Regions from separate parts of the Homo sapiens genome. Here regions 2, 3 and 4 are each linked to region 1. A link is a contact called in ENCODE Hi-C or POLR2A ChIA-PET data. All regions are on one chromosome and are shown on one strand. The core of a region is the stretch at or near the end of the contact, and the rest is flanking DNA. Distances in the headings are between cores, read along the strand shown.

Region 1 (3,269 bases), core at 382-2,881:
ATGTAAATATCATGTGTAAATGCAAACCATGAAACCTAGTTGACTAAAGACTCCTGGGGTCTCCCAGAAGACTACCAACAAAGGATAATTATCTTCCTTATCTGGATTCTGAACAAATTAAGAAATAAAAGCAAAAATGAATGGAGATCTAAATATTGCTTTTATTGTTGATAACATAGCATTCGAAGATGTTTAGTGTGGGTGAAAAAGGACCCGAACACTGAAAACCAGAGTAGACAGAATCTCCACCTTGGGCCAGGTGCCCACATGGGGCGCCACATCTAAGCAGGAGAAAAAGTGGACTCTCTGAAAGTCGCCAGGACCCATGAAGAAGAAGGGGAAGACAGAGAAGAGCATGCCCAGCCATTCTTCTCAAATTTACCCATTAATGCAAGTCATGGAGTAAAAAATGGAATAGAACGAGACGCTTCATGGGAAAGTAACATCTGTGTGAGGAAGAATGACAATGGAATAGACCTCAAAGGATAAGAATGGTGAAAAAGTCAGGACTGATACAATCACAGTTCAATCTATGTACATTAAAATAAACACATGTAAAAGACAAATGTAGAATATTTTTCAGGAATATCCATCTAAGGAAATGTATGAAAGGTAGATTTGAAAGGCAGAGATTACATTTTAGGGATGTCTATGTCTATGGGGAATTAATACTAAATGTTTTAAAAAATAAAATGGGAGATTTGCACAGATAAAGGAAGATAGAATGACCTGAGGTGAGGCATATGAACAACTTTCTGGGGTTAAAAAGAAAACATTAAAAACGCAGATATGACATGGCATATTATTATTGCTTGCATTTGTATTTGTATATATAACTATCCCACAAAAATCCAACAGCAACAACAAGAAAAAATAGTTATTGAATGACTGCACGGATGGTCTCGGAGTTCAAAGATGGACAAGATATTGAGCCTTCTCCAGAGCTTAGAGTCTTTTGGCGACAGCTTTCGTTTGTACAGAACGTTTTTAGGTCTTATGAGAGTTCATCATTAATCAGGAGACATAACATCAGTGGGAGAGAAGAGAACACAAACCCGAAATCACGCTGATGTTATGGGCGACCTTTTAACTTCAAGGCTGTGCTTTTCACATCCGGAGTGTGCTCCTTAACCAGTTATCTTCTATTCACATTTCTCACTAGTGATGGAGACACGTTGCTAACTCAGTTCATCTTGTTTCTTTCCCAGAATCTAAAGGGAGAAACACAATCGTTTTCCTATTCTTGTTACATAACTATCTTATGAGAAATCTGCTAGCAAAACGCCCCGGCTCGGCCCTGGATGAGGGGCCAGGCCCAGGAGGCGTGGAAGAAGAGAACTGCCAGCACCGGACGGGGTCCTCCCTGGCTCAAGGAGAGGCAACTCCTGTTTGGACCGTGCGCACAGCGCAGGGCTGCTGAGCGGCACTGACTAGAAGGGACTTGGAAAGAACCGCTCAGCCCCACAGGCGACAGATGGTGTTTCTTCTGCATTTGTGTGGAGGGGGTGGGGGAGTGTTGGTAACAATAAGCAGCAGTAGCCACTTGACAGGCTCCCTGCTGCCAAGAATTTGCATGACGAGCGCTTGCTGCCATCTGGAGAACTTCAGCTCATTGAGGAAGAATCGGTGTTTCAGCTTCCATGCTCTGTGGGCCCCAGTCCATGCTGAGGATATCCTCTCCCAGGGGAAGAAGAGCGCAAAAGGGAAACCAATCAGATGAACCTGGCTTGGGGGAGGTCCAAGTCCACTGCACCATCCCTTAGGCAAAGTCAGGGTGAGCTGGCCATGCTGGCCTAATCCCGAGGACGTGTGGACAGATCTGGCACTTCAGAGTGGATTAGGTCAATGGAGCCCAGCACCTTTTGAACATGAGTCTGTTTACACAGCAGTAGTCGATAGAGGAAATGTGGACCCGAGGAGAAAACTCAAACAAGTACCCTGTTTCCCATGGCCTCCAGAGGAGAGTTCAGTGAGGCAAAAGGCTGACCATACACCCCGGGGATTCCAGGATTCCGTTCACAGACCACAGTGCTGTGCATTACAAACACATGTGTGGGCCATTTAATTAAACACATAACAGGCTTCCAGCTGCTAAGATTTTGTGTGTTTAAAGCAAGATGTATTTTCAAAGTGCAAAAAAAAAAATCACTTAAATCTTAAGTTTTACTTTTAAAGTATTTCCTTCCTTTCTTGTTAACTATCTGGGAAATTTGTTACTTTTTTTCTCGTATATATATGTAAATATATATGTATATATAAATATATGTATATATAAAAATATATATACATGTATATATAAAAATATATATATACATGTAATATATACATGTATATATAAAAATTATATATATACATGTATATATAAAAATATATATATATATATATTTTTTAGCCAGGCTCAGTGGCTGTAATCTCAGCACTTTGGGAGGCTGAGGTGGAGAACTGTTTGAGGCCACGAGTTTCAGACTGGCCTGGGCAACATGGCAAGACATTGTCTCTAAAAATTTTTTTTAAAAAATTAGCTAAGCATGGTGGTGAGCACCTTCAGTACCAGCTACTCGGAGGCTGAGGTGTGAGGATCACTTGAGCCCAGGAGGTTGAGGCTGCAGTGAGCCATGATCACACCACTGCACTCCAGCCTGGGGGACTGAGTGAGACCCTGTCTCAAAAACAAACAAAAGAATTTTTTTTTTTCTAAAATGTCTCTAATTGGTATTTAAATTTTACTGGATCAAATGATATTTTAAATATAACATCAGGAGATTATATCCTATAGTTAAAAACAAGTTACCAGTAGCAGTTAAAAGGTCTGTATTTAATACACATAACCACAAAGCTTGATAAACGCTCTGTCTTGCCAGAATTTCCAGTGTCAAACTGCATGAACAGTGTTCCTCATAGGAGAAAAGACATGTGCTCAAATATATTAATTATGGATTAATCAAATAAGTGAGAGTAAGACCACATTTACTATTGATGCTCTGTGAGATTTTTGAAGGCGGAAACTATTATTAATATATCTATCTTCATTACCCCAGCAGGTAGCACAATTCCTGCCATGGGGTAGGAGTCTGTGTTTGTTTCAGCATTGGGAGTTACAAGGAACAGAATATTGGTAAAGTTAAACCAAAAGAGAGATTTATGGGAAAGTTGCTTCTCTCTCCTATGGACTAAGAGGTGAACAGCCAACACTAGAAAGGAAGTGCCAGTCTCACAAACTGCAGGAATGGGTGGTCTTTAGTCTCCACAACTTGATGATAAATGTGCTG
Region 2 (3,269 bases), core at 533-3,032, 130 kb before region 1:
TGCAGGCCTGTCACTGGATAAACATGGCAACCAAGAAGCCAAATAATGCCTTTGCCCTGCTTTTATTTATTTTTATTTATTTATTTATTTACAAACTCACTCTGTCATCTAAGATGGAGTGCAGTGGTATGATCATAGCTCAGCACAGTCTCAAACTTCTGGGCGCAAGTTATACTCTCACCTCAGCCCTCAGCCTCCCAAGTAGCTGAGACTATAGACGTATGCCACCACACCTGCCCGCCTTCCCCTGCTTTTAGAACCTGGGAGGTAGGTGCCCCAAATGGAAAGAGCTTGGACTTTGGAGTCACTGAAAACTTGATTTGAATTTCGGTTCTACCAGAACAAGCTGTGTGAATTTGGGCAAGTTATTTACCTTCTTTGACCCTCAGTCTCCTTATCTGCAAAAGAGGGGTAATAATGCCTATCTCACAGGGCAATTGAGAAGAGTGATATAAAAAATGACCAATACACACTAAGAACTCAGAAATGGCAGCTACAGCCAGGTGCAGTGGCTCCCAGCCTGTAATTCTAGTACTTTGGGAGGCTTAGGTGGGCAGATCACTTGAGGCCAGGAGTTCGAGGCCAGCCTGGCCAACATGGTGAAACCCTGTCTCTACAAAAAATACAAAAAAATTAGCCAGATGTAGCGGTGTGTGCCTGTGGTCCCAGCTATTTGGGAGGCTGAGGTCGGAGGATCTCTTGAGCCCAGGAGGTGGAGGTTGCAGTGGGCCATGTGCATACCTCTGCACTCCGTCCTAGGTAATAGAGTGAGACCCTGTCTTCAAACAAACAAACAAACAAAGAAAAGACTACTACTATTCTAAATATATTCTGCATTTTCTTTTTGAAACGTGTTTTTTATTTTTATTTTAAAACTTGCTATAGAGATGGAGTCTTGCTATATTGCCCAGGCTGGCCCTGAATTCCTGGCCTCGAGTGATCCTTCCTCTTCTACCTCCCAAAGTGCTGGGATTACAGTCATGAAACCTGCACCCTGGCTTAAATTTCCTGTAGACAGCCTGTTCCTGACATATTTCTCTTAATCTTCCAGATAAAGGCTGTGCTTCTTCCGTATCTCTTTGCTTACTCACCATGCTCACCTGTACTTCCCGCCTCCATTCCTGATTCGAATGTCTTTCTTATTCCTCCTGTGGGAACTCTACCTCACCTTCAGATTTTTACTTCATCTCTGGACTTCCCTGAAGACATCACGTGACACTTATATCAGCATTCTCTGAATTGTTGCTGTACCTCTTGTATAAATCATTTATTGAGCATTATCTTACATTGTTGTTTTCAAATTATCTTATATTATTCTTATGAAACAAGATGTAGGCTCCATTTGGGCAAGGACAACACTTTGAGAGCATAATGGGTGCCTGACAAATATTTATTAATTGTATAATTTAATGAATTAAAGCATATAAAAATATTAGTCAAGCACACATTATTCTCTCGAGAGTAATTAATATAAATTTATTAATTTACTAATTGATGATTCCATTTACAGCTGTGTGTGTCTTTGAGTAACAGTGACATTGTGCTGACTCTGTCTTTTCACTAATCCAGGTTTTGTCAATTAAAAAAATCACTTTTTACAACTAACATATGTCCATCAGTTGCACTCACGGTTACCTAGTATCATTGGTTCGTCTTTGTCAAAAGATACAGATTCACTATTTAAGTCAATATCAGGAGAAGCAGTTTCAATTAGGCAGAGGTTTCAAAGCCAGCTGGATGCCAGGTACCATGACATCATTCAGGCTGCTCTGTGGTTTTTATGATTCAGATGTTTAAGTAATTGAAATAACTGGATTGTCACATGGTTGGTTTTGTTATTTAAACTGTATTATTGTTTGACTTGTAGAGACAGTATACTCCCTCAACTGTTTTACTTCTGGAATTGATATTGTGTAAAGAATGAATTGATATTCTAATAAATTGAACTGGGCTAAATATACTGGGTCTGTTAACAGACATAAATTTCTCAAAATTGTAGATCTTCCATATGATACTGTTGTTTAGCTAGCCATCATACATTTCTTAAAACTTTTAATAAGACTTGCTTCCCTTTTTACGGAAACTGGGGACATTTTAGCCTATTCATACAATATTTTTTAAATGCCAAGAAAATTTTCAGTCTTCCCAGACAGCACAATTTGTATAGTCATAAAAAGATTCCATTTTGGCTACAAAATTTTGGTTACAATAACAGGAGGTGGTTTTCTTCAACTCAGTCTGTTTTTTTTTTTTTTTTTTTGAGGCAGAGTTTCACTCTTGTTGCCCAAACTGGAGTGCAATGTTGTGACCTCGGCTCACCACAACCTCCACCTCCTGGTTCAAGCGATTCTCCTGCCTCAGCCTCCGGAGTAGCTGGGATAACAGGCATGCACCACCACACCCGGCTAATTTTGTATTTTTAGTACAGATGGGGTTTCTCCATGTTGGTCACGCTGGTCTTGAACTCCCGACCTCAGGTGTTCAGCCACCTCGGCTTCCCAAAGTGCTGGGATTACAGGCATGAGCCACCGCACACGGCAACTCAGTCTGTTTTTAAGTATGCCCTTGAAGGGAGTTTGTTGTTTTTTTTCCCCCAAGTTTTGATGTTCTTTTGATTGATGTATTTTCAGAAATCACAAATAAATTAGTTCCCAGAGGTTGAGAGAACCCCTATTAGCAGCATTCAGAGAATGCATGTCTTGCTTTCCACATGCCAGTGCTGTGGCAGGTGGATGTTTGAGTCACCAGGTGACCTCTTTGGAGCCAGCACCTCCTAGCTGTAGATCTTAGTACACTCTTTTTTCTTTCTTTTCTTTTGTTTTTTGAGATAGAGTCTTGCTCTGTTGCCCAGGCTGGAGTGCAGTGGCTCGAGCTTGGCTCACTGCAACCTCTGCTTCCTGGGTTCAAGTGATTCTCCTGCCTCAGCCTCCAGAGTAGCTGGGATTACAGGCGCACGCCACCACACCCGGCTAATTTGTTTTGTATTTTTAGTAGAGACGGGGTTTTGCCATGTTGGCCAGGCTGGTCTCAAACTCCTGACCTCAGGTGATCCGCTCGCCTTGGCCTCCCAAACTGCTGGGATTACAGGCGTGAGCCACCGTGCCTGGCCGACCTTACTGCACTCTTGCTCTCTGTATCGAGGAAGTCTGCAGTATTCTGCACACATGAAGCTGATGTTGAAACATATAAATTGCATTTGATTTTTTTCCTACACCCACCTAAATTCAAATTCCACCAAATTTGGTTTAAAAAAAAAAAGCAAACAAATA
Region 3 (3,269 bases), core at 194-2,693, 110 kb after region 1:
CCCCTAACATTAAAGCAATGCAAGGGAATTTCAGAAAACCTTCATTCTACAATCCCTGGGTCAGTGACCTCATCTCCTACCATGGAGGAGGACTCTTAGCTTTTGTAAGACTCATCTTAAATAATTAAGTAGTCTTTGTTTGATTACATTTTTGTGATGAGAAAGAAAGTTTTTACCTTTGATTGTGCCTTTTAAAAGCTCATCTGTTCAGCTAAATGGTTATTAATTATTAGTCTTTACGCTTGTTAATTATATCGGTTATTGGTGGTTATTATATTGTCTTAGTTTTTCTCATCCTCTTCCTCCTTTCTTATAGCCAAACCAAGAATTAACATTATCCTGGCATTTATGAGAAATATATAACTGGCAGTCCTCAGACTATATTAGGCAGCTATGGTCTCTTACGACATATTTCATGGATTTTAGACAAATAGATAAAGAAGAGTAAATTTTCTATTTTTGAAGTCCAAAACTTTAATTAGACGCTACAATCACCTTTTTAAGTTTAATTTTTTTTGGGGGGGGGGTTGGGGGAAAAAAACAAAAACTCACAAATAAATCTGTCTCTTTGACTTAACACCTTGGATTATTATTATTATTTTATTTTCATTTTTTGAGATGGAGTCTGGCTCTGTCACCCAGGCTGTAGTGCAGTGGTGTGATCTCAGTTCACTGCAACCTCCGCTTCCTGGGTTCAAGCAATTCTTCTGCCTCGGCCTCCCAAGTAGCTGGGATTACAGGCCCCCAGCACCACATTCACCCAATTTTTGTATTTTTAGTAGAGACGGGCTTTCACCATGTTGGCTAGGCTGGTCTTAAACTCTTGACCTTAAGTGATCTGCCCACCTTGGCCTCTCAAAGTGCTGGGATTACAGGCATGAGCCACTGTGCCTGGCCCACCCTGGATTATATTTTAACAATCCAAAAGTTTTCTCATATTTGACCCATGACCTGATTGAGCTATTTTTAAACAACTAGACATCTTTATTTCTGAATCTTTTTTTTTTTTTTTTTTAAAAAAGGTCAATTTTAATGGCTGTGTGTAAATGGACTAAAGCAGGGTTCACAAACTACAGTTCATTGGCCCAGTCTGGCATGCGTCTTGTTTGTGTTTGGTCTAAAAATTAAAAATAGCTTTTATCTTTTAAAGCATTCTAAGAAAAACAAGCAAACAAAGAACAATTGGCTACAGAGATTGTATGTAGTCCACACAGCCTAAAATATTTGCTCTCTGGCTTTTGACAGGAAAAGATTGCTGCCTCCTGAGCTGAGGGATTGATTACATATTATATTTTCTGTTAATTCCTCTTAATGCACTCTCTTCTCCCTGCCCCTGTCCAACTACCCACATCCTTTCCAGGTCTCATTGCTGTCTGATGATCCAGCCCCTTCCTGAACTACGGCTTGTGTTAACAAATAAACAAACACAATATATCACTACCCATAGAGAAAATCTGTGGTTTTCCTGGTTGTTTCATGGCTTATTACAGTAGCTTTTCAAATTCAATCTCTAACCTTTATGCTAATTAGAATTAACCTATCTTGAACTTGAATGGAATCTTGCTCTCTGGAGCCATAATTAATGCACAATGTTATTCAAGAATAATTCTCATTAGTGTGTGGTAAAGAAAAGCAAGAATACTGAAGTTTGAAATACTAGTTAGTCCTCAAAATACATAAACATGTGCTGGGAAGAAATCCTTCCATAGTGAGGAAGAAGACAAGACAGAAGCTCAGGAATTAACCGGTTATAGAAAAAGACTTTCGCTTTTAAAATGGAGATAAAGAAGGGTAATTCAGAGTGTTGGAATACTGTAATCTGCTATGTGTTTATTTTTTCCTTAAGTGGAAATGGACATGTGAATAACACAATTATCTTCCTGCAGGAAAACAGAAAACCAAGACCCAATTACTCTCTCTCTCTCTTTTTCTTTGTGACCAGTGGTAATTTACCCCTTACAGTCCAGAACATGGGCTCCTGCTGACACTCTGGCCCCAGATATCTGACCTTTGTTTGTATCATTTCATGCAGGAAAATTCCTTCGTTAACTGAAGAAAGGCAAACAGTCTAGTGCAAAGCAAACGCACCAATTAAAGATGGTATGATCTAGAGCAAGCCCAAGTTGTAACAAGTAAAAAAAAAAATAGGTCAGATTAATATTTTAAACTGTTATCAGACTCCTGCATGTCTGTGAGAGGCTTTCTTTTGAGTTTTTCTCTTGACATTTTCTGAGAATTTCCTTGGTTATTTTCAAAAACTAAAAATACTTGTATGAATGTAAACGATTAAGTAATAGGTTTTATTTATGAATGGGTTACATCTCAGTTCATTGCTTTTGCAATGCTGCTAACTGCCCAATTATGTTTCATTTTGACATCAGTCTTAATGTAGAAAATGAAGAAACAAAGAATGCAAGTAAAGTTTTTACATAGACAGGCAGAGTTTGGGCAGGTCCCTTAAAAATTCTCTTAGGACTTTGTGCAAATGTCCAGCCAACCACAAAGCCATTCCCGGAATATTTCCTCTTGTCCAGCTCTAGAGGATTCTTGGTTGTCACGTGGTCTTGGAGAAATGCACGGCCATGTTTCCTTACTAAGAGGCCCCTTTCCATGATGCTGGTTGTAGCCCTCCACTGACCTTTTGTGGCGGTGACACCCACTTCCTGGCTGCCAGCTAACATCATCCTCCATCCTTCTTTTAAGAAAACAAATCTCAGGGAATGGATAACCAACCAAAGGAAGTCAGGAAGAAAGCAGAAGATTGTAACAAAATAAAAACATAAATCAACCTTGGTAACTTCAGGGAGAAGACTATAAAAGATGCAGCTTCTGGTCTATCCCTTTCCTACCAGATAAAAGTTTTAGATATGAATGGATCTTGTTACAGAATGTGTGATTAGCAAATTAGCCATTCTTTTTCTTTAATACACATTGCCACAACAGAACTGGCAAAGCACTAGACCTGGAATTGGAGATCTGGATCTGAGCCATTCAGTGGTTGTTGAAATGATGTTCCATGTGTCTGAAGATGTGAGGAATTGTGTCTTTTTTCTCGTTTTCAAGTTCATCCTTCTCATCCTTTTACCACTATCTCTTCTAGGCCCCTTTGCTGCAGGTATTGGTGTGAGATTGGAAGTGTGGGAGTTGGAGGGAGGAGAAAAAGAAGCTGCACCATCCATGTATTGCCATATATTGTCCTGGAGCCACCCGTATCAGCACACGTGCACATGCACACAAGCACACACAAGCACAGCCTCTGGCAGCCCCTT
Region 4 (3,269 bases), core at 206-2,705, 85 kb before region 1:
CCACACCCGGCCAAAATACCAAATTAAAATTTTAAAAACAAGGTAACAATGGAAGTGTTAGTCCATTTCAGGGGCTGATGCGCAAGTTAATTCTTGCCCTCTCCTCTTCTCTGTGGCTCTCCTCAGCTGGCTAGTGGCGGAGGCAGCTGTGTTATTTATATTCTGTGGCTGTCAGAGGCCTGCTCCGTGCTCCTCAACCCATGTGGTACCCCGATGACTTGGCCACAGTCCAGTTGTCACAGGATTCCACAGCAGCCTGATCCTTCTTGCACCAGTGGCAGGCCAGCCTGGGCTCCTTTGCCCCTCCACTTTGCCTGTGTGTACCTCAGATGTGCAGAAGCAGAACCTATTTTTCTATCTTGTATTTTAAGCTCTAACTCTAAACTACTACACAGCTCAAGACTAAGTAGGGCATTGTTAAATTCTGGATAGTGGTCTACAGATTTTGAGTGGCATTTAAAAAATACACTTTTAGCCCTAAATCTTGAAGTATCTCTGTCAGTCTGGGTCCTCTAAAAAGGACCCAGTCAAAATGGGATTAGATGAGCAAGAGATTTATTAGGAAAAACGGGCAGGGAGCATGAGGTGTCGGGGATGGCCTTCAGCCCCTGATGCGGGTCTGAGAAAGGAGAGCAAGAAGGAAGGACGGAGTTGGGAGGAGCCTCAGACCACAGTGCAGCTCTAAGAATGTCTCTGCCAGGCCAGTGAGGATCCCCCGGCTCCAAGACCTGAAGCTTCTCATTAGAGGAGTTCTGTGTCAGGCAGAGGTGGCCTGGTCCTATTATCCCCACTGCACTATGCCATTATCTGGGAGCAGCCCGTGGAAAGTAGCATCTGGTTTGAACGCTGCAACCAGCTTAAAGGTGGGGCATCAGAAGGCTGTTAGTCAGCTCTCTTCTCTGCTGCGGGTCCTCTGGAAGGAAGATTTGAATGGGGCACCTCCATGGTCACCACAGTACCCACAGGTGTACCCTTATATCCTAGGACCCTTGGCCTCACTCCGTCTGTTCTACTCCCCTCTCTAGACCAACTCATGGCAACGTGTAAAAGGAGGTGACTCATTCCCTTCCTAGGTTCTCAGTCCCCACAGAGAAAGTTTGGATAGGGAAGTTACACCTCTGGAGGCTCACCTTTGTTTGCCGCTATTTCCTAGCCAATAAAACCATTGCTTATTAAATCCTAATTCCACAGACATTTCAGTGCTGAAATTCCCTGCACTGAGTTAAATACAGAGGACGCAAGATAAATAAGAAACGTAAATGGGCTCATATCCTATAGAGGGTTATGTACACTTTAGCAGAAATTTTAATAATTTGATAAGAAGAGAAATAGACTGGATCAGAAGAGGACTCTCCTGACCAGCCTGGGAAAAGTCTGAGCAGAGTCTGCAGGGGCAAATACAACTTACTCAGACAAAAAAGGCTGTCAGCAGCAAGTCTAGGCAGAAGCCAGGAGGAGTTAGGAACAGACTATAAGAAATGGTTGGTCTGGAGGAAAAAGGGTAAAACTTATGAGGTAAGCAGTATACAAATTTATGCTTGCAAATTTCTTTTTTCTTTTTCCTTCCTATTCAAAGGTCAATGCTTCGAAACTTGTACTTAGTTTTGTCAATAGTGTCTCATGTGCATTTTCTGAGTGTGAAGAGGATTTGGGTAGGCAAGACTAGAGAACAGCAGGAAGTCATTGCCTATTAAATTTTTATTTCCAGCCATTCACTGATGTATTGGTAAGAGGACAGGAGTCCTGGGGAAAGACTGCCTCATTTACACTCCAAAGACTTGGGTTCTGATCTCCATGTCGTGGCTTATCATAGTGTAAGCCAGTTATGTACCTCTAGAAATGGAAGTTTCTGCTGTTTATAAACTGGAAATAATGATACATGTCCTGACTCCTATTGGGTTGTTGCAAAGGAATCAATTGAAATAAGACAAGACTTTCTGAAGGCACTTTGCCAACTTTCAGAACTGTAAAGATTAAGGGACTGCTACTATGTGCTGCTCAGGAAATAACAGGCACCTGGGAAAACCCACGAAGTAAGGTTTTGTAAGAAGTTGCTCTGCTCCCTGGGAGAAAACGCGGAGCTCAACACTGCCAAGAGGAACAAGTCTGGGAAATTACGACATGAGGTAAAGCAAATAGGGCTTTTCGTTTTGTTTTTGGATACCACAATTTCTTACATGTCGTTCTTATTGTTTACCCTTCCTCACCATTGGTGGTTTTGAAATGAAAGGAAATTGGGTTAGAGAGTATTAATAAAGCAAGGGAGATGGCTAAAATTTACTTGATGTAAAAATAAACCGAACCACTTTAGTGTGGGGAGAATCAAATACTACACATTCATTATGTGGAAAACAAATTCATCTTTGTGGTGAATCAGAAAACTTTTCTACTTTCATGGAACACTATCGGCTCCCCATCCTCTCACACTCCCTGGGAGAAATAGTAGTACATGATCAGATAAATATAACTTGCCCTAATGCTTCTCTGCTGAAAGATTTTAAAAAATCCCTCTCTTATTAGCTTTACTTTGTTGATGGTTTGCTGGACTCGCTATGAGAAGACCACTGAGAATATTATCAATCTACTCAATACTGATGAGAACCAGAGGCCACAGGCATTCTTATCAACATGTGTGTAAGGTCATGGAAAGTCTCCATGTCAACAGTCCTGCTAAAGTGGCCACTCCTGGAGTAGCAGTAATCTCCTAAATTGTCTATTCTCTAAGCATTTTTTAATAGAGAAATCAGCAGGAATATTTATATGAGTTCACCCAACTGGTTGATGCATACAAGGAAATTGCTGATAGCAATGTTAATTACTTTTTCTTGAATACTCATTCACAGGACAGGTTGATCTTTGCCATTTTACACAAACAAAAAATGAAATGACATCTTTTAGCCTATCATATAGGCTGTAAAAGATATTTTGGAAAATAATTTTCAAAAAAAGTGGGTGGACGACACTAGGGATTGACTCACTTAATATAAACAACAACCACTTCTGACTTGTCTTATTGAATTTTAGAGTATGGAAAGCTAACAATGTAATTCTCCCAAAGCTCTTGCAGTTTGAATTTGAGGAGTAAACTGGGCTCCATCATGCAAAGGCAAATATTAATTTTCTATTGCTGCACGCTCAGATTAAGCAACTTAAAATAACATCATTGTCTGGCTCACAGTTTCTGCAAATCAGGAGTATGGGCATGGATTAGCCGATCCTCTGCTCAAGCTCTCACAAGGCTTAAATCAAGATATTGGCCAGGGATGGGC

Evidence for each region. A loop is a pair of places that touch in the nucleus more often than their neighbours do. ChIA-PET counts read pairs that join two places held with the same protein, here RNA polymerase II (POLR2A). Pooled maps may share reads with other maps.
Region 2: a map of IMR-90 shows a loop between it and region 1 (2.2-fold over the local background). The contact joins two enhancer-like sites. A Hi-C loop is called at or near these places in 1 of 168 maps with a recorded cell type or tissue (IMR-90) and 2 of 50 pooled maps. POLR2A ChIA-PET finds 5 or more read pairs at or near these places in 4 of 52 experiments (OCI-LY7, T-cell, WTC11 and 1 more).
Region 3: a map of sigmoid colon shows a loop between it and region 1 (2.0-fold over the local background). The contact joins two enhancer-like sites. A Hi-C loop is called at or near these places in 1 of 168 maps with a recorded cell type or tissue (sigmoid colon). POLR2A ChIA-PET finds 5 or more read pairs at or near these places in 2 of 52 experiments (BJ and T-cell).
Region 4: a map of chondrocyte shows a loop between it and region 1 (2.3-fold over the local background). The contact joins the promoter of LINC02541 here to the enhancer-like site in region 1. A Hi-C loop is called at or near these places in 2 of 168 maps with a recorded cell type or tissue (cardiac septum and chondrocyte) and 2 of 50 pooled maps. POLR2A ChIA-PET finds 5 or more read pairs at or near these places in 5 of 52 experiments (BJ, GM12878, Panc1 and 1 more).

Annotation. Positions count from the first base shown.
Region 1 is chr6:113,563,158-113,566,426 of GRCh38, reverse strand. The region is part of intron 1 of LOC124901379 (a long non-coding RNA gene); the gene reads left to right. Among named protein-coding and RNA genes, the nearest start is that of LINC02541, 85 kb to the left of the region's middle. RefSeq lists enhancers at 819-1,582, 1,583-2,347. Within about 2 kb of position 1,631, at least 20 of the 41 ENCODE cell types and tissues checked have a DNase peak (open chromatin) inside an H3K27ac peak, as active enhancers do.
Region 2 is chr6:113,689,349-113,692,617 of GRCh38, reverse strand. No RefSeq gene overlaps it. Among named protein-coding and RNA genes, the nearest start is that of LINC02541, 41 kb to the right of the region's middle. Within about 2 kb of position 1,782, at least 2 of the 41 ENCODE cell types and tissues checked have a DNase peak (open chromatin) inside an H3K27ac peak, as active enhancers do.
Region 3 is chr6:113,456,670-113,459,938 of GRCh38, reverse strand. No RefSeq gene overlaps it. Among named protein-coding and RNA genes, the nearest start is that of LINC02518, 25 kb to the right of the region's middle. Within about 2 kb of position 1,443, at least 3 of the 41 ENCODE cell types and tissues checked have a DNase peak (open chromatin) inside an H3K27ac peak, as active enhancers do.
Region 4 is chr6:113,648,261-113,651,529 of GRCh38, reverse strand. It overlaps LINC02541 (long intergenic non-protein coding RNA 2541), which reads left to right and starts at 1,455. Exons shown (of 3, transcript NR_125844.1): 1 at 1,455-1,515.